Linked DNA regions of Homo sapiens: region 2 is linked to region 1. The links are chromatin contacts, found by Hi-C or POLR2A ChIA-PET in ENCODE. All regions are on one chromosome and are shown on one strand. Each heading gives the region's core, a stretch centred on a gene start or an enhancer-like site at or near the end of the contact. The rest is flanking DNA. Distances are from core to core; before and after follow the strand shown.

Region 1 (4,264 bases), core at 860-3,359:
GCATAGTAGGATGAGAATAGTGTTGACAGCAAACAGACAAGTGACTGGTACTGTAAATTCAGATTGCTGAAGACTGTAGTTTCAGCCACCTTCTTGCAGCGTTTGTGGAGAGATGCTCAACTTCAGAACTAGCCCAACAATCTCTCTACACCACCCTAGATTTCTATAGAGGGCTGAGACAGGGGTGCTATGATTGTAAAGGGAGACAGACTGTAGTGTCCTCTCATTTCTTGTGGGTGTATTCAAATGGTTCCCTTCCCCAAATCTCTGGGAGGGGGACTCCTAAGAATTAGCTCATTAAGTTTTGGGGTATCATCAGGAAAGGAAGTCTTTTTCAGGTTGTATCTCAGCTGACCCACACAATGCATCAGTCTGCCTCTGTACTGCAATGGCAAGGGTGGGATGAGGTGGGAAGAAGCACTGAAGAGAGAAGGTGTGGTGGAAATGCCAGTTGGAGCGGGTAAGGACTGGGCCCTTAAGTGGTCAGTTCCTGAGATTTATGGAAGGTAGATCCTATAACCTGGTGGTGACCGGTGGAACTTTTTGCAATGATGGAAGAATTTGGTACTCAACCTATCTAGTATGGTAGTTACTAGTCACATGGGGCTATTGAGCATTTGAAGTGTAACTAGAGCAAATGAGAAACTAAGTTTAATTTTTTTTTTTTTTTGAGACAGAGTCTCACTTTGTCACCCAGGCTGGAGTGCAGTGGCACAATCTCGGCTCACTGCAACCTCTGCCTCCTGGGTTCAAGCAATTCTCCTGCCTCAGCCTCCTGAGTAGCTGGGACTACAGGCGCGTGCCACCACACCTGGCTAATTTTTTGTCTTTTTAGTAGAGACAGGGTTTTACCATGTTAGCCAGGATGGTCTTTATCTCCTGACCTTACGATCTGCCCATCTCGGCCTCCCAAAGTGCTGGGATTACAGGTGTGAGCCACCGTGCCCAGCCTAAGTTTAATTTTTAAATTAATTTTAATTTAAATAATCCATGTAGGTTGTGGTTATTAGATTGGACAGCACAGCTATAGATCCTGAAACTGGGGGTGAAGAGGCCAGACGAAATTGGGAGCTGAATGTTTTTTAAAACTCCTGCAGAGAAACATGGCATACTGCCCGCTAGAGATCTACAGAAAAATGTAGTTATGTTTCAAGGGACCATCAATACCTAAAAGAATGGCTTAGGATTGAGTATCTCACCAGCAGGGCCTATAGAAACCTCACTGCCAGCTGAGTGTATAGACAGTGAATTGGATTCGTGACGGCAAGGCTAAAATTCAACTGCCATACCAATTGTTAAAATATTGAAACATTTCCATATCAGCTTGCAAATAGCCACTTCCCCAAGTGCTTCCTGCCACCCCAGCCACTCTGCCCCCACCCCTAGAGCACCCAGGACTTTTGAAGTACCTAATGGAGTCCCTGCTGTCCCCTACCTCTGACCTGGCACAGCAGGGAGCTTTCAGGACCCTGCTCAGGGATTGGCAGGTGACTGTTCACCTGGGTTGGTGCCTGTGCCATTCTGGCTATTAAGTATTTAGAAAATCACCCCTGCTCTTGGGTACGAAAGCAACTGATGTGTGGTTATTCATGCAGGGGAATAGACATTATGGCCCACAGAAAACGGCCTGCCCCAACTCACCATTGGCATTCACATGAGAAATCCTTTTCTTCCTTTCTTCCTCCTCCTAAAACCCACTGCAGAGAAGCAATCACAAGGAAGGTGGTAGGTGTGGAAATGCTCCCTCCCTGCCCACAGCCACCAGAGCTGTAAGTCTGCCCCTCGTAGAATAGGGGCTGGGAGAGAGCTTTGGGTCAAAGGTGAAATTGAAAATTTAACTAATTTGGAAGAATTTCAGTAAACTAAAAGTGATTGAACTTGTGGGCTCTGGATTAAGGTGTTAGGTTTTTTAAAGGGAAGGCAAGGGTTAAAGAAAGACATACAGAGAGAGAGGGCAGCTCTACAGCAACACAGGTATATTGCAAAAACCTGTGGAGGTAGGGGGATCAGCTTAATGTCAGAGCCCACCGCTGCTTACAGGCTGGGGTAATTATAAGCATGTGGGGGAGGGGTCTGGGCAGTATGGCTTGCTGCCCAGGAAGATGTTGATTACGTGTTCCCATGCTGAGGCGGTTTTGGCCCTTGTTCTGGCGGAATGTGGTGTTCCTTGCACTTTCTCCCAGCAGAATATGATAAGAGGCAGGCTGTTTCTCACAGTCCGTACCCCATGGAATGTTTCACTTCGACCAAGGTCTGCGAGATGGCGGGGGAGGGGGCAGCGGGGGCTTACAAAATGGTGCGGTTTGGACTAACAGTGGAGAGGGGTGGGAGAGCGACAAGAATCGGCACTCTTGATCCAGGTGCTGGCTTCCTTACTGATCTCCTTCTGTCTGCCATCGCCAGTCCCTGGCACAGAGCCCCCTCCTTCATCCTGGCCCTGAGATGCTCAGCCACTCAGACCAGTGCTTGCCCCATTGTTTGGCCACCTGCACACACACACACACACACACACACACACACACACACACACACACACCTGCAGCCTCAGTCTGTACTTGCGGAAATGCCTGGCTCAAGCTGGGCCAATCAGATGTTGTCTCCTGGGAGTGTGGAATTTTGAATGGAGAAGAAAGAAATCTCATTATCATCACAGTGGAATCACATGCTCTGGGCAGTGTTCTAGGAAGAAAGCTCTATGATCCCTTGCTGTGGGATGTTCTAGGCCTGCCCTTCTGTGACAATTTCTTGGCTGTTCAACCCTTTCTGGGAGCCCCTGAGACACCCCCATGAACCTTCTAACATGTCATGCCAGCTCTCCCTCTCCAACTTCCCGCCATTTTTTCCCTTAAGTTAGGCGGAGCTGGTTTCTATGGCTCGCAGCCAAACACCTCTCAACTAATAAGGGCCATGCAAGATCAGAGATAGGAGGTGCGGTGAGAGGCAGCTGCCAGCAGAGGGGACTGTGGCCTCACTTTGAAGGGGCCTTTGAGTGGCCATAGAGGCCTTTGAAGGGAAGGTGGGTGAGGGAGCCAGGCAGTGAGGAGAAGGCTCTTCCTTGTGGTGTTTTATCCCAGCAAGGGCAGGGAGGGCACACAAGGAGATAATGAGATGGAAAGTCAGGGACTTTAATCCTATCACAGCTGCATCACCCACTTCACTCATGCTGTGACTTTGGGCAAGTCACTCCTCCCTCTAAGTTTGCTGACTTCGAAAACTGGGTTAAGACTAGAACCTCCCTTACAAGATCGTCGTGAGGATTAAATGTGATAATGTATCATCTTAAGTGCTTGGGACATTGTCTGGCACATACACTGTTATATATTTTTGCTGTTATTATTCTCATTTCACAAAGCACAGAACCAAAGGGCCAGAAATAGAGCCCCAGGAGAGCATATAGACATGCTTCAGACCATGGGGGGACTCTTTCTGGTACCCTGAGATTTGCAGTTCTAAAGCTAGATAGGGAGGATAGCTGGGTATCTTCCTGGGAGAGTCTGTGGGGATGAAAAGTTCCAGAGACCAGAACATGGGGATAGCCCAGAAAATGGAATCCATTCCTGATGACCAGGTGGTGGGAGTAGGGCCAGGTCATGGCTGGGAATGTGATGCATCCTGGTGAGGGCATCCACATCTCAGCATTTGTGGTCTCCAGAGATGCCCAGTTTGCTACTAGGACCTGTGATGGGCTGATTGACTCACAGGTGCTGGGGGCCAGACAGGGATCCTTAGGTGCATGTATTAGAAGCCAAGGGGACATTAAGAGATTATACCCAGCCAGGGGAATCCAGTCTTCTTGCCCTACCTTTTGGGTGCTCAAGCCCATGAGTACAGTAGGGGTTCATGTGTTGTGGACCTGGGAGATTAGAATAGCAGTTAAGATCATGGACCAAGGATGCACAGAGAGGAGGCTCCATACTCACCAGCCATGTGACTTCAGGCAGGTCACTAAATCTCTTTGAGTTTCTATTTCATCTTTAAAACTAGTTCAATTATAGTACTTTCTGTATGTGGCTATGAGGGTTATTGTAGGATTTGAGGATTTTTTGGGGGGATGGGGTTATTGTAATGATTTTAAAGCATTATCTATGCAAAGCAGTTAATATCTGGCATACTAACATTCAGTAAATGTTAGCTGCCACACTTACCATCATCAGGCCTGTCCAACTGCGGTTAGGACATGTGCACATTTTCAAGATGGAAAACTGGTCAGCAGGGGCAGCCAGGGTGGGGCTAGCCTTTCAGATCTTGGCCCCTTTCCTTCCCA
Region 2 (4,618 bases), core at 1,799-4,298, 120 kb after region 1:
ATCCTTTTGGCTGGGCGCCGTGACTCACGCCTGTAATCCCAGCACTTTGAGAGGCCGAGGCAGGCGGATCACGAGGTCAAGAGATCGAGACCATCCAGGCCAACGTGGTGAAACCCCGTCTCTACTAAAAATAAAAAAATTAGCTGAGCATGGTGGTGCGTGCCTGTAGTCCCCGCTACTCAGGAGGCTGAGGCAGAAGAATCCCTTGAACCTGGGAGGCGAAAGTTGCAGTGAGCCGAGATCACGCCACTGCACTCCAGCCTGGCGACAGAGTGAGACTGTCTCAAAAAAAAAAAAAAAAAGTCTCTCCTTTCCTTTAGCTACCACAGCCAATGAGATGGCACAACTCCTAGGTCAGCAGATCAGACTCTTATTTAGAGTGAGACCCGTCTTCAAAAAAACAAACAAAAAACTCAAAAACTAGTGCAGCATGCTCTGATATTCTGCCCAGTCATCAGCCCTGTGTGCATAAGGTTATTCATCACAGGATGGTTTGTGATAGCGTCAGTCTGGAAACAATTCAAATGTCTATTACTAAGGAAGGGACTGGTGAAATTAACTACAGAACATCCTCACCATGGAATACTAGGCAGCTGACAAACGAACAAACTCCACACACACACAAAACAAGAAAGCTCTTTATGGACTGACATAAGCTACAAAATACATTGTTAAATGAAAAAGGCAAGATGCAGAACAGAGTATACTCTCCTTTGAGTAAAAGGGTGGAATAACATTTGATACTTGCTTTATTTATATGAAATAGACACCTAGGAAACTAATAAAATTGACTTATAGTGGATGGATGAGGTGGACAATGGAATAAAGATAGAAGTAGAAGTAGCAGGGAGACTTTGTTTATTTTGAGACAAGGGCTCACTGTTGCCCAGGCTGGAGTGTGGTGACACGATTGTGGCTCTCTACAGTCTTGACCTCCCAGGGTCCAGCGATCCTTCCACCTCAGCCTCCTGAGTAGTTGGGACTACAGGCACATGCCACCACACCTGGCTAATTTTTTGCTCATTTTTTAGAGACAAGGTCTCACTATATTGCCCAGGCTGGTCTTGAACTCATGGACTCAAGTAATCCTCCCGCCTTGGCCTCCGAAATTATTAGGATTACAGGTGTCAGCCACAGTGCCCAGCTGAGACTTCTTAAGGGATATCAATTCTTTGAAGAAATAGTTGATTTCTTGAATGACGCGAATATATTACTTGGCCAAAATATTAAGTAGAAGAAAAAATGTGTTGAGTTAATGAAGGCTCTGTGTAACCCTAAGGAACTTATTTTCCCAATTCCCACCTCAGTTTCCCCAAATAAACTGGAGGACCACTGAGGGCTCCCCCTCTTTGGCTCCCAGACTTTGGGTACAGGCCCTTAGGACTCCAGTCTGTATCTCTGACCCCAGCCCTGACAGAGGTTCAGAAGGGGTCTGCCTCATTTCGTGTGCCTCCCTCCTCCTAAATCACAGTCAGGGCTGTCAGCACTTTAGTCCCTGTCCTGCTCCCTGGAGCCACTGAGCCAGGTGGAGAACACCTGGTCCTGCAGCGGATGGAGAGAGAGAGATCACATGGAGGAGGCTAACTCAGCTCTGTGCTGTGCCTGGAGGTCGCGTCTGTACTCACTGCTCAGAGCACACTACTGCCAGGGTTGGGTCTGCAGTGGGGCCTTGGAGCTCTCTTTATATCTCACCCCTCACCTTCTAAATGGCAGGTTATGATTTCCTAATATGCTGTGACAGAGCTGAACCCTCCATCCCAGCTGCAGGCACCTGCCTCTGTGGAGTGGCTACTCTAGGCTAGGTACTTCAGCATATTCTCTCTTTTCATCCTCCTGCAGTCCAATTTGGCAGATAAGGAAACTGAGGCCTAGGGAGGTTCTGGGCTCCTGCAGAGCTAGGGGAGGAGGAAGGAAGCAAAGACTAATCAGGCATCCCTTAATTGGACTTGCCTGGGAGGCAGGCACTGGGCCTGAGTAGAGGGTGCTGGGAGCTGAGTGTGGTCAGAATACAGGGAACAGAAAGGCTCAGGGTGACCAAGGCTGAATGGGGGTGGGGCAGGGTCCCTGAGGACAGGGCTGAAGCACTTGGACAACTGACTACAGTGGGGCATTTTCAGGTCTGGGCTTGTGGAGTGGACAGCTGAGGTCCCTGAGTGGGGGCACAGGATGGCTGGAGGGGTTGGGGAGAAGGTGGTGAACCTTGGAGGAATCCAGGAGGGAGATGATGTGACGTCATCTAGGGATGCAGGGGGTGCGAGAGGGGCAAGAAGCAGCAGCACTTGGTGACTGATGGGATATAGAGGTTAGGGAGAAGGCGGGGTGAGAGTGATGACTAACATTTATTGGACACTTTGTATGTGCGTGGCTCAGTAGCAAGTGTTTCCCATTTGTCACAGCACTTAATCCTCAAAACATCCTAATAGTGTTGGTTCTATTGTCACCCCCATCTAACAGATGGGGACTGTGACTCAGCGGTGAGAGTCTTAGCAGAGGTCACAAGCCAGTCCTCAAGTCCCTGGGAACCACTTGGTTCCCACCGTCATCTCCCCCGAGATGCTAGGCTGTTTGTGTCCACCAGGGGGCAGAGAGAGGCCGGGAATTTGAACGGGACCCACGTTTTCCTGCGCTTCCCTTAGCCTTGGCTGTGGTCAGAGATCTTGGTGATCAAGGAGTCTGACCCCCTAGTTCTCACTTTACCATAGGGTAAGCTGAGGCCCATGGAGGGACAGTGACCAGCTCAGGTGGTAGAACCAATCAGAGGCGGACGTGGGCCAGAGCCCAAGACTCCAACCCCCCAGCAGCTTAGACCCCAACCCTGGATCAGGTCACCCCAGCACCTGGGGGGTGGCAGCGGCGACGGGGGCCATGGATTCCGGCCCCAGCCTGTGAATTCCACAGACACCGCGGCTCCACACAACCCACACCCCACTGCACACAGAAAGGATACGGCTGACGCTTCGTGAGCGATGCTGGTTGTCACCAAGTCACTGGTGAAACTGGGAGAGCGCCCCTGGTGAGACGGTGTGAGGATTCATGCAAAGCACGTGACAGAGGGAGTTTCAGGAAGTGAAGCTGTCCTGTGTTGCTGCTGTTTTATTAGTAACAGCAAGCTGCCCAGGCCCACACGAGGCAGGTGTGTCTCATGAGTGTTCTACGGGAGAGGAAGTGAGGCTTAGAGGCCCAAGCCAGGAGTGGAGGAGCTGCGGCTACGGGCTACGGTGCCCATGCCCACACCTGCCTCAGGAGCGCCCTCTTCCTTTGGATGATTCTTTTTTATAGACAGGGTCTTGCTCTGTCGCCCAAGCTGGAGTGCGGTGGTGCAATCATGGCTCCCTGCAGACTTGACCTCTTGGGCTCAGCTTCCCAAGTATCTGGACTACAAGCATGCACCACCACACCTGGCTGATTTTTAATTTTTTTGTAGAGATAGGGTCTTGCTATGTTGCCCAGGCTGGTCTTGAACTCCTGGACTCAAGTCCTCCTGCCTTGGCCTCCCAAAGTGCTGGGATTACAGGCGTGAGCCACCATGCCCACCCAGCCTGGATGATTCTTTTAGTCCGTCATTCATCCCATGAGCATTTGTGCCACATGTGCTCTGAGCCTGGTTCTGTGGTGGGCACTGGTGCCACCCTGGGCCCTGAGGTGCATGAGGGGGCGGAACAAATGGAAATTGAGGCAGGCTAGGCCTAGAGCCTGTGGGCTTCCTGGGACTGGGCACTGAGCAGTGAGCTCGGGAGACAGAAGGCTGAGCCCAAGGCTGTGGGCTTGTGCCACCTCTGCCTAACCAGGGTTTGTTTACCTTCCACCCAGAATCACATAATGGAGGTCCGTTCCTCCCCTGCACAGCATCCTGCCCTCAGGATAGCCTCAGGGCTACCCACACAGATGGGAGCTGCCTCATCTGGGGCCACTCCAGGGCCGGGGGTTCTGCTGGGAAGAAGGCTCCTACATCCTTGCCCCGCTGTCTGAAGCTGGTTTGGGCCAGTGAAGAGGAGCCTTCCCTGGCCGAACTCCTTTTGTCAGCCCAGGGAATATCCAGGTCAGGGGGTGGGGTTTGGCCTGGGGATCAGGGGCCCAGGGTCATGTTTGGGATTATCCTAACAGGCATTGCACCTGCATAAGACAGTGCAGGATGGGTCTGCACAAGACCATATAGAGGAGAGGTGAGCGGGGTTGAAGGCCAGTCCACACCCTGCTCCACTTGGCACTGCTGGGGGCTGGAGCAGGGCTGTATCAGCCTAGAGGAAACAGGTTCTTATTTCTGAGTCATCATGAGCACCACATAGGTTGGCAGTGCCCTGATGGCAACAGTCCCTAAAGCGCAGGGGTGGAGCAAGGCTTGATGTTGGCCTGGAGCTCCAGGGCCAGTTGCTATTTGAATGAAAGAGTTGCAGCAAGCTGGTCTTTTCCCCAAACCCATGGCCCTCAGGTGTTGCTCAGGAGAAGGAGGGATGGAATTGGCCATGGGCTACCACCTCAGGAGGCTGGACCTCTCAGAGGAGCTTCTAGTGCTTTGCTTAAGATATGTCCGCCAAGACCCATGCCAACACTCTTGGAGTCTCAGGGGCTCCTGACTTTTCATTCTCCCAGGCCCCAGTCCAGACTGACTCTCCCAAAC

Evidence for each region. Hi-C counts contacts between places; a loop is a spot of excess contacts on that map. ChIA-PET counts read pairs that join two places held with the same protein, here RNA polymerase II (POLR2A). Pooled maps may share reads with other maps.
Region 2: a loop to region 1 is called in a pooled map, with 4 times the contacts of the local background. The contact joins the promoter of LINC02811 here to the enhancer-like site in region 1. A Hi-C loop is called at or near these places in 2 of 168 maps with a recorded cell type or tissue (Calu3 and HepG2), 1 of 37 single-sample maps with no recorded cell type and 4 of 50 pooled maps. POLR2A ChIA-PET finds 5 or more read pairs at or near these places in 2 of 52 experiments (B cell and T-cell).

Annotation. Positions count from the first base shown.
Region 1 is chr1:39,699,087-39,703,350 of GRCh38, forward strand. No RefSeq gene overlaps it. Among named protein-coding and RNA genes, the nearest start is that of HPCAL4, 9.8 kb to the left of the region's middle. RefSeq lists an enhancer at 1,730-2,382. Within about 2 kb of position 2,110, at least 7 of the 41 ENCODE cell types and tissues checked have a DNase peak (open chromatin) inside an H3K27ac peak, as active enhancers do.
Region 2 is chr1:39,814,412-39,819,029 of GRCh38, forward strand. It overlaps LINC02811 (long intergenic non-protein coding RNA 2811), which reads right to left and starts at 3,049. Exons shown (of 4, transcript NR_186710.1): 1 at 2,838-3,049. RefSeq lists enhancers at 2,332-3,327, 3,176-3,345.